3 separate regions of the Homo sapiens genome follow, and all the other regions are linked to region 1. A link is a contact called in ENCODE Hi-C or POLR2A ChIA-PET data. All regions are on one chromosome and are shown on one strand. The core of a region is the stretch at or near the end of the contact, and the rest is flanking DNA. Distances in the headings are between cores, read along the strand shown.

Region 1 (3,740 bases), core at 330-2,829:
CCGCATGTTCTCACTCATAAGTGGGAATTGAACAATGAGAACACTTGGACACAGGGTGGGGAACATCACACACTCGGGCCTGTCGTGGGGTGGGGGGATGGGGGAGGGATAGCATTAGGAGAAATACTTAATGTAAATGAGGAATTAATGGGTGCAGCAAAGCAACATGGCACATGTATACCTATGTAACAAACATGCACATTGTGCACATGTACCCTAGAACTTAAAGTATAATAATAATAATAAAAAAGTCAGTTTAGGATGCATAGGAAGTCTAGTACCTGAAGAAGAATATCAATAAAGGCCGGGCATGGTGGCTTACGCCTGTAATCCCAGCACTTTGGGAGGCCGAGGCGGGCGGATCATGAGGTCAGGTGATCTAGACCATCCTGGCTAACATGGTGAAACCCCATCTGTACTAAAAAATACAAAAAATTAGCTGGGCGTGGTGGTGGGCGCCTGTAGTCCCAGCTACTCGGGAGGCTGAGGCAGAAGAATGGCATGAACCCAGGAGGCAGAGCTTGCAGTGAGCCGAGATCGTGCCACAGCACTCCAGCCTGGGCGACAGAGCGAGACTCCGTCTCAAAAAAAAAAAAAAAGAATAATTATATTACTAACTTGTGAAATAATTATTTAATAAAGATTTAGTTGTAAAATGTGAAAAAAAAAAAAAAAGTAGAGACGAGGTCTCCCAATGTTGCCCAGGCTGGTCTTGAACTCCTGGGCTCAAGTGATCCTCCCATCTTGGCCTCCTAAAGTGCTGGGATTACAAGCATGACTACTGTGTGTGGCCTGATTATTTTTTTATTGTGGTAAAACATATGTAACATGCATTTTACCATCTTAACCATTTCTGAGTGTACAGCTCAGTGGCACTAAGTACATTCACCATGTTGTGCAGCCATCACCACCATCTATCTCTAGAACTTTTTCATGTTCCCAAACTGAAACTCTGTACCCATTAAACACCAACTCCCCATTCTCCCTCCCCCAGCCCCTGGCAGCCCCCATTCTACTTCCTGTCTCTGTGAGTTTACTCCTAGGGACCTCATACAAGTGGAATCATGTAGTATTTGCCCTTTTGTTTCACTGAGCATAATGTCTTCAATGTTCATCCACGTTGTGAATAATGCTGCTGTGATCATGGAGGTACAAATATCTATTCCAGTCCCTCCTTTCAATCTTGTTTATTTATTTTTGTATTTTGTTTTTATTTTTGTGGTCTGTGTCATCTTTAGCACTGAGAATTAATACTCTTTCCAGTTCCCCAGAATAGCATTTTGGGGTCCTCCTTCATTACTGTATTGCAAAAGCAAAGCAAAAAAAAAAAAAATGAGTGGAAAAATGTTTCTGACAATAAACTTGTAGAAAAAGCTATTTGCTTCCTGCTTTGAATCTTGCTATTATATCGCCCACTGGTAATTCCATTTCAGGACACGTCAAGCGGTTGGTCTTTCTGTTTACTGGCCAACATGTGGTTTGTAGGGGAGGCTGTGGAGAGCGCAGCCAGCCGCTCCGGCACGACACTGGGGCTCCTGCCAGCCCTCCCGCTCTTCTGCAACGGTCTGCCCATGTTCCACTTGAGACAGGCACCTGCCTGGCTGCATCACGCTCTGTCACTTCCTTCCCTGTATTTCAAATTGAGCTTTCAAAGCCCTAAGCAGCCGCCTGGTTGAGAAGTCATTAAAAAACAAAACAAAACAAAACAAAACAAAAAAAACAACAGCACGTACAGAACAGCTCATTTCTACGAACTCACTTTTAAAAGGTTGGCTTTATTCAGGTTTCAACCCTGACGCCTCTCAAACCCTCCCGTCTGGGTGTCTTTGTGCATTTTAGCTTTCCCTGGGCCCTACACGCCATTTGGAGGGGGTGGTCTTGCTTGCGCTTCATTACAGGAAAGTTATTCCGCATCTCCAAAGGCTTATAAATCTGCTCCCCAGATGGAAGTCTCCAGCAGAGGTTCCTGTCTTTGTGCAAGTCGCAAATTTCCCTTCAATTTCAATTCAACAAGTGAATAATCACGCGGATGAGGTAAATTGTAATACCCACCTCTCCTCTCACATTTTTTTTTTAAACTTTTAAAGTGAACACTGTTGTGAATTCTGACTTTTTTCCCCTTGGTTTATGATTAGCCAAGTCTGCAGCAGGTGATTCCTCAAGAAGAGACGGCAAGGATGAGTGGAAGGCCTTTAACCAATGTACAGCCTGGAGTAAGCAAAATGTCTCCAAGTGACAGCATATTTACTAGTAAAGGAATTTCATAACACGAGTTTTGAGTTTATTGGGGTGGTTTGTAAGAACCTAAGATTTGATTTTAAGGGAAAGTTAAGGGACAGGTACATCTGGGGCCAAAGGCCTGGGGACCTGCAGTGTGACCTTGGAGTGAAAAGGTGGGCCTCCCAAGCTGGACACGGGTACCCTCTCAGCACTGCAGACTCAGGCATTGTTGGGGCATTTAGGTCTGGTGACCTGGTGCTGTCTGACAGCAAGAGGGACCTGGAGCGTTGGACTGTCCTCTAAATCACACAGCTGTGGCTGGATTTTTCACTCTGCCTGTGCGCTGCTGCTTTGGATAACGAGTATAAAAAATGTGCAGTCCTCTTTATAACTGGTACACAATTGTCTCAGCTTTTTATGGTATTTTAAAATAATCAGAAAAGTACCACATATTGATCAAAACAATTAAACAATACAGAGCAGCATCAAGAAAACACTTAAGGCTGGGTAAGGTCCCTCACCCCTCTAATCCCAGCACTTTGGGAGGCCAAGGTATGGGATCACTTGAGGCCAGGAGTTCAAGTTCAGACTGGGCAGCATAGCAAGACGCCACCTCTACAAAAAATAAGAAAATTAGAGAAGCGTGGTGGGGAATACCTGTAGTCCCAGCTACTTAGGCTGAAGCAAGAGGATCACCTGACGGCAGGAGTTTGAGGCTGCAGTGAGCTATGATCACACCACTGCATTCCAGCCTGGGTGCAATGCAGTCTCTTTCTCTCTCAGAAAGTATTCCTTCCTTCAGGTTTCTACCCACCCCCTCCAGGCTCCATCATGGCATTGCTAATGATCCTTTGTTTTCCTTTCTGTGTATGTGTCTTCCTCCGTCGCCCAGGCTGGAGTAGTCACGCAATCTCAGCTCACTGCAACCTCCGCATCCCGAGCTCAAGCCACCAGCCTCCCTCAGCCTGCCAAGTAGCTAGGACTACAGGCACACACCACACCTGACTGATTTTTGTTGTATTTTTAGTAGAGATAGGGTTTTACCATGATGGCCAGGCTGGTCTGACTCCTGACCTCAGGTGATCCACCCGCCTTCAGCCTCCCAAAATACTGGGATTACAGGCGTTGAGCCACCGAGATTGCCTTGTTCTCCTAAGGACAAGTCATATATACACCAGACAGTTATATATTAAAAAGTGGAGCCACAGTGTGTGTAGGACCAGGTAGGCTCTTGGTCTCACTAACTTCAGGAATGAAGCCACGGACTCCCCTGGTGACTGTTGTCTGGAGTTTGTTGCATCTGATGTTCGGATGTATTTAGTTTCTTCTTTCTAGCAGAGTTCGTGATGTTACTAGCTCAAGAACGAAGTTAGGGACCGTTCACGGTAAGTATCGCAACTCTTAAGGGAAGTGTGGACCCAGAATAACCAGCTGCAAAATTTTAAAGAACAAACATCCATCAGCGTAAGAAGGAGATCTGAGCGAGTTGCCACTGCTGGCTGGGGCAGCCTGCTTTTATG
Region 2 (3,740 bases), core at 555-3,054, 49 kb after region 1:
TCCTCCCGTCTTAGCCTCGTGAGTAGCTGGGACTGTAGGCATGCACAACCATACCTGGTAAATTTTTTTTATTTTTTGTAAAGATAGGGTCTCTCTATGTTGACCAGGCTGGTCTCAAACTCCTGGCGTCAATCCTCCAGCCCCAGCCTCCCAAGGCACTGAGCCACTGTACCTGGCTGCCATGCAGCCTTAAAAAGAATGTAGTCTATTTATTGATTTGAAATCATCTCTGAAAAATATTGTTTATTAATAAAAGGAAGTTTTATTAACAGTACTTGTAATTTTTTTTAAATCCAAAACATATTTCTGCATGTAAATGTGTAGGTATATATATGCATATAGAAAGGCATGGAAGACACACACCTAGCTGCCAATGTTTATTAACTCTGAGGAGGAGCGTGGACTAGGAGATGGGGGGGGTGTGGGGCATAAAGGTTTAGTTCATTATTCTTCAGTGTTTATTTTTTTTCTGGAGACAGGGTCTTGCTCTGTCACCTAGGCTGGAGTGCAGTGGTGCAAATTCAGTTCACTGCAACTTCCGCCTCACGGGTTTAAGCAATCCTCCAGCCTCAACCTCCCGAGTAGCTGAGACCACAGGTGCACGCCACCACACCAGGCTAATTTTTGTATTTTATTGTAGAGATGGGGTTTTTCCATGTTGCCCAGGCTGGTCTCAAACTCCTGGGCTCATGCGAACCACCCGCCTCGGTGTCTCAAAGTGCTGGGATTATAGGCGTGAGTCACTGTGCCCGGCCCAGTGTTGATTGCTTTAATCCAATGTGTCACTATATTGCTTGTGCGGTTTAAAAATAAAAAAAATTGTACTGCAGCAAATCGATTTGGTTATTCTGTAGTAGTCACATCGTAACAAGTTCCTTATGGGCCAGCAGTGTATAACTCTGGCTGAAAAAAAGAAACAAGTGGAATTTGGGCTGGGCGCAGTGGCTCACGCCTAGAATCCCAGTATTTTCGGAGGCCAAGGTGGGTGGATCACCCGAGGTCAGGAGTTTGAGATCAGCCTGGCCAACATGGCAAAACTCCATCTCTACTAAAAATGCAAAAATTAGCTGGGCGTGTGGCGGGCGCTTGTAATCCCAGCTACTCAGGAAGCTGAGGCAGGGGAGTTGCTTGAACCCGGGATGTGGAGGTTGCAGTGAGCGGAGAGTGCGCCACTGCACTCCAGCCTGGGCGACAGAGAGAGACTCCATCTCAAACAAACAAACAAAAAACAAGTGGAATTTTAAAACAACTACATGGGAGAAAAAAGTAGGATTTTCATGAAATCCTCCCATTTTTGCACAGCACCGAGCTGTCTGGTTTTCTGTGTCTAGAGCTTCCTAATGAAAGAGAGATAAACACATATTGAAATCAAGGGGGAGATCAAGGATGATTAAAGAGGAAGAAATGAAGATATATCACGAGGATACCACAGTAATTCCAGGGATTGAGGAAGCCAGAGTACATAACGAAGAGACGTTATGCACCCTTAGTGACGTGGGAATGAAGGTATCACTAAACAGCTGCTCAAGAAAGACCAGAAGTTCTCAAAGTGTGGTCCTGGACCAGAGGCATCACCATCACCAGAAAACTTTCTAAAAATGCAAGTTCGCAGACCCCGACCCACACCTGCTGAATCAGAAACGTGGGGGTGGGGCCCAGCAAGGCTTTAGCAAACCTTCCGGGGGATTCGGATGTGCATTCAAGCTTGAGAAACATGACTGTAGACCAGCGCTTCCCAGCACTGACTACGTACGAGTCACCCGGGAGCGTGTTAAGCAGCGCGCTCTGATTCAGCAGGAGAGGCCAAGATGCTGCCGTTCTCACCAACGCCCAGGTGAGGCTGATGCTGCCGCTTCTCAGGCCACACGTTGAATCACTTTTGAAGGAAGGTTGAGTGAGCATTCGGTGACTGCAGGGCTTCGTAAGGAAATAGTCAAGGAAAACACAAATAGCAGCATCAGTTTATCTCCATCGATATTTTAAAGGATCGGAGCAAGAAAAATGCTGCTTTTAGTGGTTTGTTGCCTGGTGTTCCACGGATGTTTCACCAACAGCAATGCCTTTGCATATCTATTACATGCTTCCTGAAAGCCCCAAGCATGACCTGTGAAGCACTCCTCTCTGCAGACGCAGAGGCTGACGCTGGCCCATAGAGCTATTTGCCTTCCAAGGTCACAGAAACCTTGGACGGATCGGGCTGGCAAAGGTCTCCTGACTACCCGGCTGGAGCTCTTTCTGCAGGCCGCTTAAGGCTGTCCTAGTCAAGCCACAGTGGGAAGTAGTGACAGAGAGCATGAGATTGACATTGCTGTGCCTCAGTCGTAAAAACCGGACCAGCTCAGTCTCCAGGCTCACTGGTGAATAATAGGAACCTTTATCATCCTTTCCGTCAGAAAGCATTTATTTAAAACCCCTTGGCTAACTCACAGGGTGAGCTGGCCTGTCACACACCATCACATGGTGTGGAAACTGGCAATTAAATTTAGCAACCCACCTCGGCAAACTCAGACTGAGATGTTTACTGGCCAGCCCAGCCCAGGGGGAGCCAGGGGCTTTCATTCCTAAATCAAGAGGTTTCCAGAAAAAGTGAAACACGGCTTGGGTGGGTTATGCTGAATTATGAGCACCTGTCCCCATCAATAACTTGGCGTCCTCAAAATGCTACTGCAGGACTCTGAGGTCCAAGAATGCCTGTCCTGTACACAGCTGAGGGACGGCTATTGGCCTCACTTGCAGGGCTGCCGCTCAGAGAGGGGGAGATGCCGAAAGGGAAGCGCTTGCTTGCTCCAAGGACAGCTTGTTTGTTTACTGACTCTGGGGACAGAGAGAGACAACATTAATCAAAGAATAGATGTCATTTCCCCTCCACACCCTGAGAAGAGTGCTGCAACTGTGGCCCGTGGTTTATCTGTAACAATGTAGGTGAGCCACTTCAGTGCATTTCCATGATGGCAAACAGCAAGGTGGGCATCCTGAGGAGTGAGTTTCCCGGTTTACAGGGGGCAATCAGAATTATGGCCTGGATGCAGTGATACAGCAATGCCTGTAGTCCAGGAAGCTGTTCTGTTATAAAGGTCTACTTTCTGGAACACCCTTGGGGCTGCAAGCTAGCAAAAGTGGAGTTTGTGTGCATCTTCCGGATCCAGCGGTGTGAGTTAGGATGTCTCAACAAGAGGGGCTGCCATTTGTCATCTTAGCCAAAGACTCAGCCAGAATCCTACTCTTTAGTGGGGCTGGGGATGTGATGGTGAGAGAGAGGTAAGAGGATGAGTCTTGCACAAGCTAGACTTGTTAGTCACAGCTTTCCCAACCCTTGACGTGCCTGGTAAATTATAGCTGCCCAAGTGCAGTGAGGGCTTGTCTTCAACGTGGGCCCAGATCTGCTGCTGTGGGCAGAAAGGGAAGGACCCTCGCAGCCCTACAGGAAGGTACCAGATACCACTCTTCCTGTGTGTGAAAGCACCTGCTGCTCAGATTTAGATAAATGTGTTTCAGCTCAAGCACACCCACAGGAGTATCTGTTCTCCCACCTTACACAACAGCACCTGACAACAGAGAACAAAACTTGAAGTGTCGTAAACCGGGCCCTGAGGGGAGGAAAAAGGCTGGCGGATATGGGAGCTACCCCTGCTCAGAAATGAAGGGGAGTGGCTGTGTATTCTTCTGAATGTATAACCCTAGTGAATTTCCAGTAATGCTGGGTGATGATGGAAGGGCATGGAAGCCTTTAAGGCTGGTAA
Region 3 (3,740 bases), core at 602-3,101, 33 kb before region 1:
GATTAAAGCTATAGGGAAACAACAGGAACACCGTGTAAAATGTGCAATGGCCATATATAACAGGTTACGTGCCAAACAAAAATCTCTTTTCTTCAAGTTTTCTCACCAAACAGCTTTAGGTTTAGGATTCATTTTGAACTTTTTTTTTTTTTTTTTTTTAAGACAGGGTCTCACTCTGTTGCTGCTCAGGCTGGAGTGCAGTGGCACAGTCATGGCTCAGTGCAGTCTCAACTTCCTGGGCCCAAGTGATCCTCCCACCTCAGCCTCCTGAGTAGCTGAGACTATAGGCGTGCAGCACCATACCCAGCTAATTTTTGTGTATATACATTTTTCTTTTCTTTTCTTTCTTTTTTTTTTTAGAGAATGGGTTTCACTCTGTTGCCCAGACTGGTCTCAAACTCTGGGCTCAAGAGATCCTCCTGCCTCAGACTCCCAAAATGTGGGGATTACAGGAGTGAGTCACTGTGCCCACTTTGAACTCTAATACATAGAAATATTTGACCAAACAGAAACCAAACTCTCCCTGCTCTATTGAAAGTGATCTTGTAACAAATAAATTCCTTGGACCAGACTTGTGGCTTTCTGTGCAAATGTGACATAGCAGTTATATATTCAATAACAAAGTTAATTTCCTCACTTATTCCAAATGTTTGTTGAACTTATTAGGAAAAATTATTCCTTAATCTAAGTTTTTACCCTTTGCTTTGCTTTGAAATCAAATAAGTATATACTTATTATGCAAGTTAAAATTCTTATAACAAACTGTGCAGGCATCTGGAAGGTGGTATGTAAAGGTGCTCAGTAAGTGTCTGAAAATGGAACAGATTCTTTTTTTTTGAGACAGAATCTTACTCTGTCACCCAGGCTGGAGTACAGTGGCGTGATCTCGGCTCACTGTGACCACTGCCTCCCAGGTTCAAGCAATTCTCCTGCCTCAGCCTCCTGAGTGGCTGGGATTACAGGCACACACCACCACGCCCAGCTCATTTTTTTGTAGTTTTAGTAGAGACAGAGTTTTGCGATGTTAGCCAGGCTGGTCTTGAACTCCTGAGCTCAAGCCATCTGCCCGCCTCGGCCTCCCAAAGTGCTAGGATTAATAAGCATGAGCCACCTCTCCTGCCTAGGAACAGATTCTTTCTGATTAGGTTTTGGAACCAGTGGTACATCACCTCCTCTCTTCCCCTAAAGTTCTGGGGTAGAAGAAAGGGAGAATTTAGTTCCATGTGGCTGTTTTAGAGAGGTTTTTAAAGCGTGGCTGATGTTGTGCTTGCCAGTGACAAGCAGAACACTTTTTAAAAATAGATTGATTGATGGAGACAGAGTCTTGCTCTGTTGCCCAGGCTGGAGTGCAGTGACACGATCACGGCTCACTGCAGCTTTAGACTCCTGGGCTCAATGGATCCTCTTACCTCAGCCTCCTGAGTAGCTGGGACTACAGGTGCACACGACCACCCCCAGCTAATTTTTTGCAGAGTTGGGATTTTACTGTGTTGCCTAGGCTGGTCTCAAACTTCTGGACTCAGGTGATCCACCCACCTCAGCCTCCCAAATTGTTGGGATTACAGGCATGAGCCACCGCACCCAGTCAGAACGATTGTTTTTGAAGTGACCCTCTGCTTGTTTTTGAAGTGACCCTCTGCTTGGCTCCACGTGATTCTGTCACACGGCACTGACTACGTTGTATTTATCAAGGGAAGCTGAGAGGCTTAAAATAAAAGCTGATGATGCACAAGAAAGCCCTGTGCCAACTGCAATGGGCTGTGAGCAGGTGCTGTATGTTTCTCTACTAGCAGAGGTGAAGCCAGAACAAGGCTCTTGTATAGGAGCTTCCTGTTCCTGACCCTTTACTGCCCTGGCCCTCCCATGGGAGAGAACGCCACTTCCGATGATAACTTTGGCTCCACTGGTGAATCTGTCTTCAGCCTGAGGTTTCTTATTTGTCTCTTTGATAATGGTACTTAAGAAGCTACCAAGGAGGTTAGGCCCAGTCTAATTTGGGGACTAAAAGATAAGGGTTGAGGATTCTTTTGCAACTCTTTATCTACTACTATGGAACTTGGTCTCACATCAAAAAAAAAAAAAAGAAACTGGAACTAGAGGAGACTAAAATAGGTTGTGTTCCAGGATTATATGGAGCAACCTAATTTGGACTGGAAACCGTGGAGAGAAAGTTCATGACCTTGACCTGCAGAACTGTAGGCACTTCCCCTTTGGTCAATAGGCACCAACTTTGCACCATATCACATTAGGGCCATCATCCAGGAAAGATTTTTAAGTTCAAGAACTTCTAGGTAACTCTCCTGTACTTTGTATTTCAGCATCTTCTTCTTATACTCACTGGCTATGGAGACATGAATTGTGCCAAGTGGGAGGGTAGTTCCTCCTAGGGTTCTTTTTTTTTTTTTTTGAGACAGAGTCTCGCTCTGTCATCCAGGCTGGAGTGCAGTGGTGTGATCTTGGCTCACTGCAAGCTCTGCCTCCCGGGTTCAAGGGATGCTCCTGCCTCAGTCTCCCGAGTAGCTGGGATTACATGCACCCGCCATCACGCCCGGCTGATTTTTGTATTTTTAGTAGAGACGGGGTTTCATCATGTTGGCCAGGCTGGTCTCGAACTGCTGACTTTGGGTGATCTGCTCCCCTCTGCCTCCCAAAGTGCTGGGATTACAGGCATGAGACACCGCATCCGGCCTCTCCTAGGGTTCTGAGGGCTTTTTCTTTTATACAGTCTTCCCAAGAACGTGTTCTTCTGACTGACGTTCCTGTCTCCATTTCCTCACTTTTCTCAAGGCAGCACATGCACTGAGCACGGATATGTATTTTTTGTAGTTGGCTAAGAGCAATAGTTGATATTTGAAATACTCTTTTGACCTTGATATACTGACTCACCAGCTAGTTTTAATGTGTAAGCTGAAGTGAAAAACAATCGTGTCTAAAATCTATGTTCTTTGGGATACTTAGCACATGGCAGTCTTCATATATTAAATGTCACTAGTGATTATACGTTGCTTGTCACTCGTGATAGTGTAAATAAGAGAGTGTGAATCTTGGTGGGTAGACGTTATTCTCAGGTGCATTGTATAATTACTTCTGGCCTTGAACAGACGCAGTTATTTTTTTCTTTGCATGTCAGTCACTGAGACCTTACGAGGTGTTATGTTCCGTGTCATAAAGAGATTAAGAAGACGTGGCCGGGCGCAGTGGCTCACGCCTGTAATCCGAACACTTTGGGAGGCTGAGGCAGGTGGATCATGAGGTCAAGAGATTGAGACCATCCTGGCCAACACGGTGAAACCCCGTCTCTACTAAAAATACAAAAAATTAGCTGGGCGTGGTGGCGGGGGCCTGTAGTCCCAGCTGCTCGGGAGACTGAGGCAGGAGAATGGCGTGAACCCGGGAGGCGGAGCTTGCAGTGAGCCGAGATCGCACCACTGCACCCCAGCCTGGGCGACAGAGCAAGACTCTGTCTCAAAAAAAGAAAAAAAAAAGACACATTTCTTGCCCTCAAGGAACTTAGGAAAGGGCCTGAGAAGAAAACAGTCATGTCAATGTGATCATTGCTGCAAGAGAGTTTTGGACCTGAAGCAGGAAGTCTGCTGCTCTTGGTTTCACGGAGGAGAAGAAAACTTTTGAATAGCCGGGTTGGGGAGAGTTAAGCTGAATCTGGACCAGGGTTCTCCACCTCAGCACTATTGACATTCTGGGCTGGATAATTCTCTGCGGTGGGGGGCTGCCCTGTGCAC

The links. A loop is a pair of places that touch in the nucleus more often than their neighbours do. ChIA-PET counts read pairs that join two places held with the same protein, here RNA polymerase II (POLR2A). Pooled maps may share reads with other maps.
Region 2: a loop to region 1 is called in a pooled map, with 2.3 times the contacts of the local background. The contact joins two enhancer-like sites. A Hi-C loop is called at or near these places in 1 of 168 maps with a recorded cell type or tissue (HepG2) and 1 of 50 pooled maps. POLR2A ChIA-PET finds 5 or more read pairs at or near these places in 4 of 52 experiments (H1, MCF 10A, activated CD4-positive, alpha-beta T cell and 1 more).
Region 3: a map of gastrocnemius medialis shows a loop between it and region 1 (5-fold over the local background). The contact joins two enhancer-like sites. A Hi-C loop is called at or near these places in 2 of 168 maps with a recorded cell type or tissue (IMR-90 and gastrocnemius medialis) and 2 of 50 pooled maps. POLR2A ChIA-PET finds 5 or more read pairs at or near these places in 1 of 52 experiments (OCI-LY7).

Annotation. Positions count from the first base shown.
Region 1 is chr6:6,940,855-6,944,594 of GRCh38, reverse strand. No RefSeq gene overlaps it. Among named protein-coding and RNA genes, the nearest start is that of LINC03055, 57 kb to the right of the region's middle. Within about 2 kb of position 1,579, at least 6 of the 41 ENCODE cell types and tissues checked have a DNase peak (open chromatin) inside an H3K27ac peak, as active enhancers do; they include gastrocnemius medialis, where a contact is called at or near this core.
Region 2 is chr6:6,891,940-6,895,679 of GRCh38, reverse strand. All of the region lies in intron 2 of LINC03055 (long intergenic non-protein coding RNA 3055), which reads right to left. Among named protein-coding and RNA genes, the nearest start is that of LINC03055, 8.1 kb to the right of the region's middle. Within about 2 kb of position 1,804, at least 7 of the 41 ENCODE cell types and tissues checked have a DNase peak (open chromatin) inside an H3K27ac peak, as active enhancers do.
Region 3 is chr6:6,973,987-6,977,726 of GRCh38, reverse strand. No RefSeq gene overlaps it. Among named protein-coding and RNA genes, the nearest start is that of LINC03055, 90 kb to the right of the region's middle. Within about 2 kb of position 1,851, at least 6 of the 41 ENCODE cell types and tissues checked have a DNase peak (open chromatin) inside an H3K27ac peak, as active enhancers do; they include gastrocnemius medialis, where a contact is called at or near this core.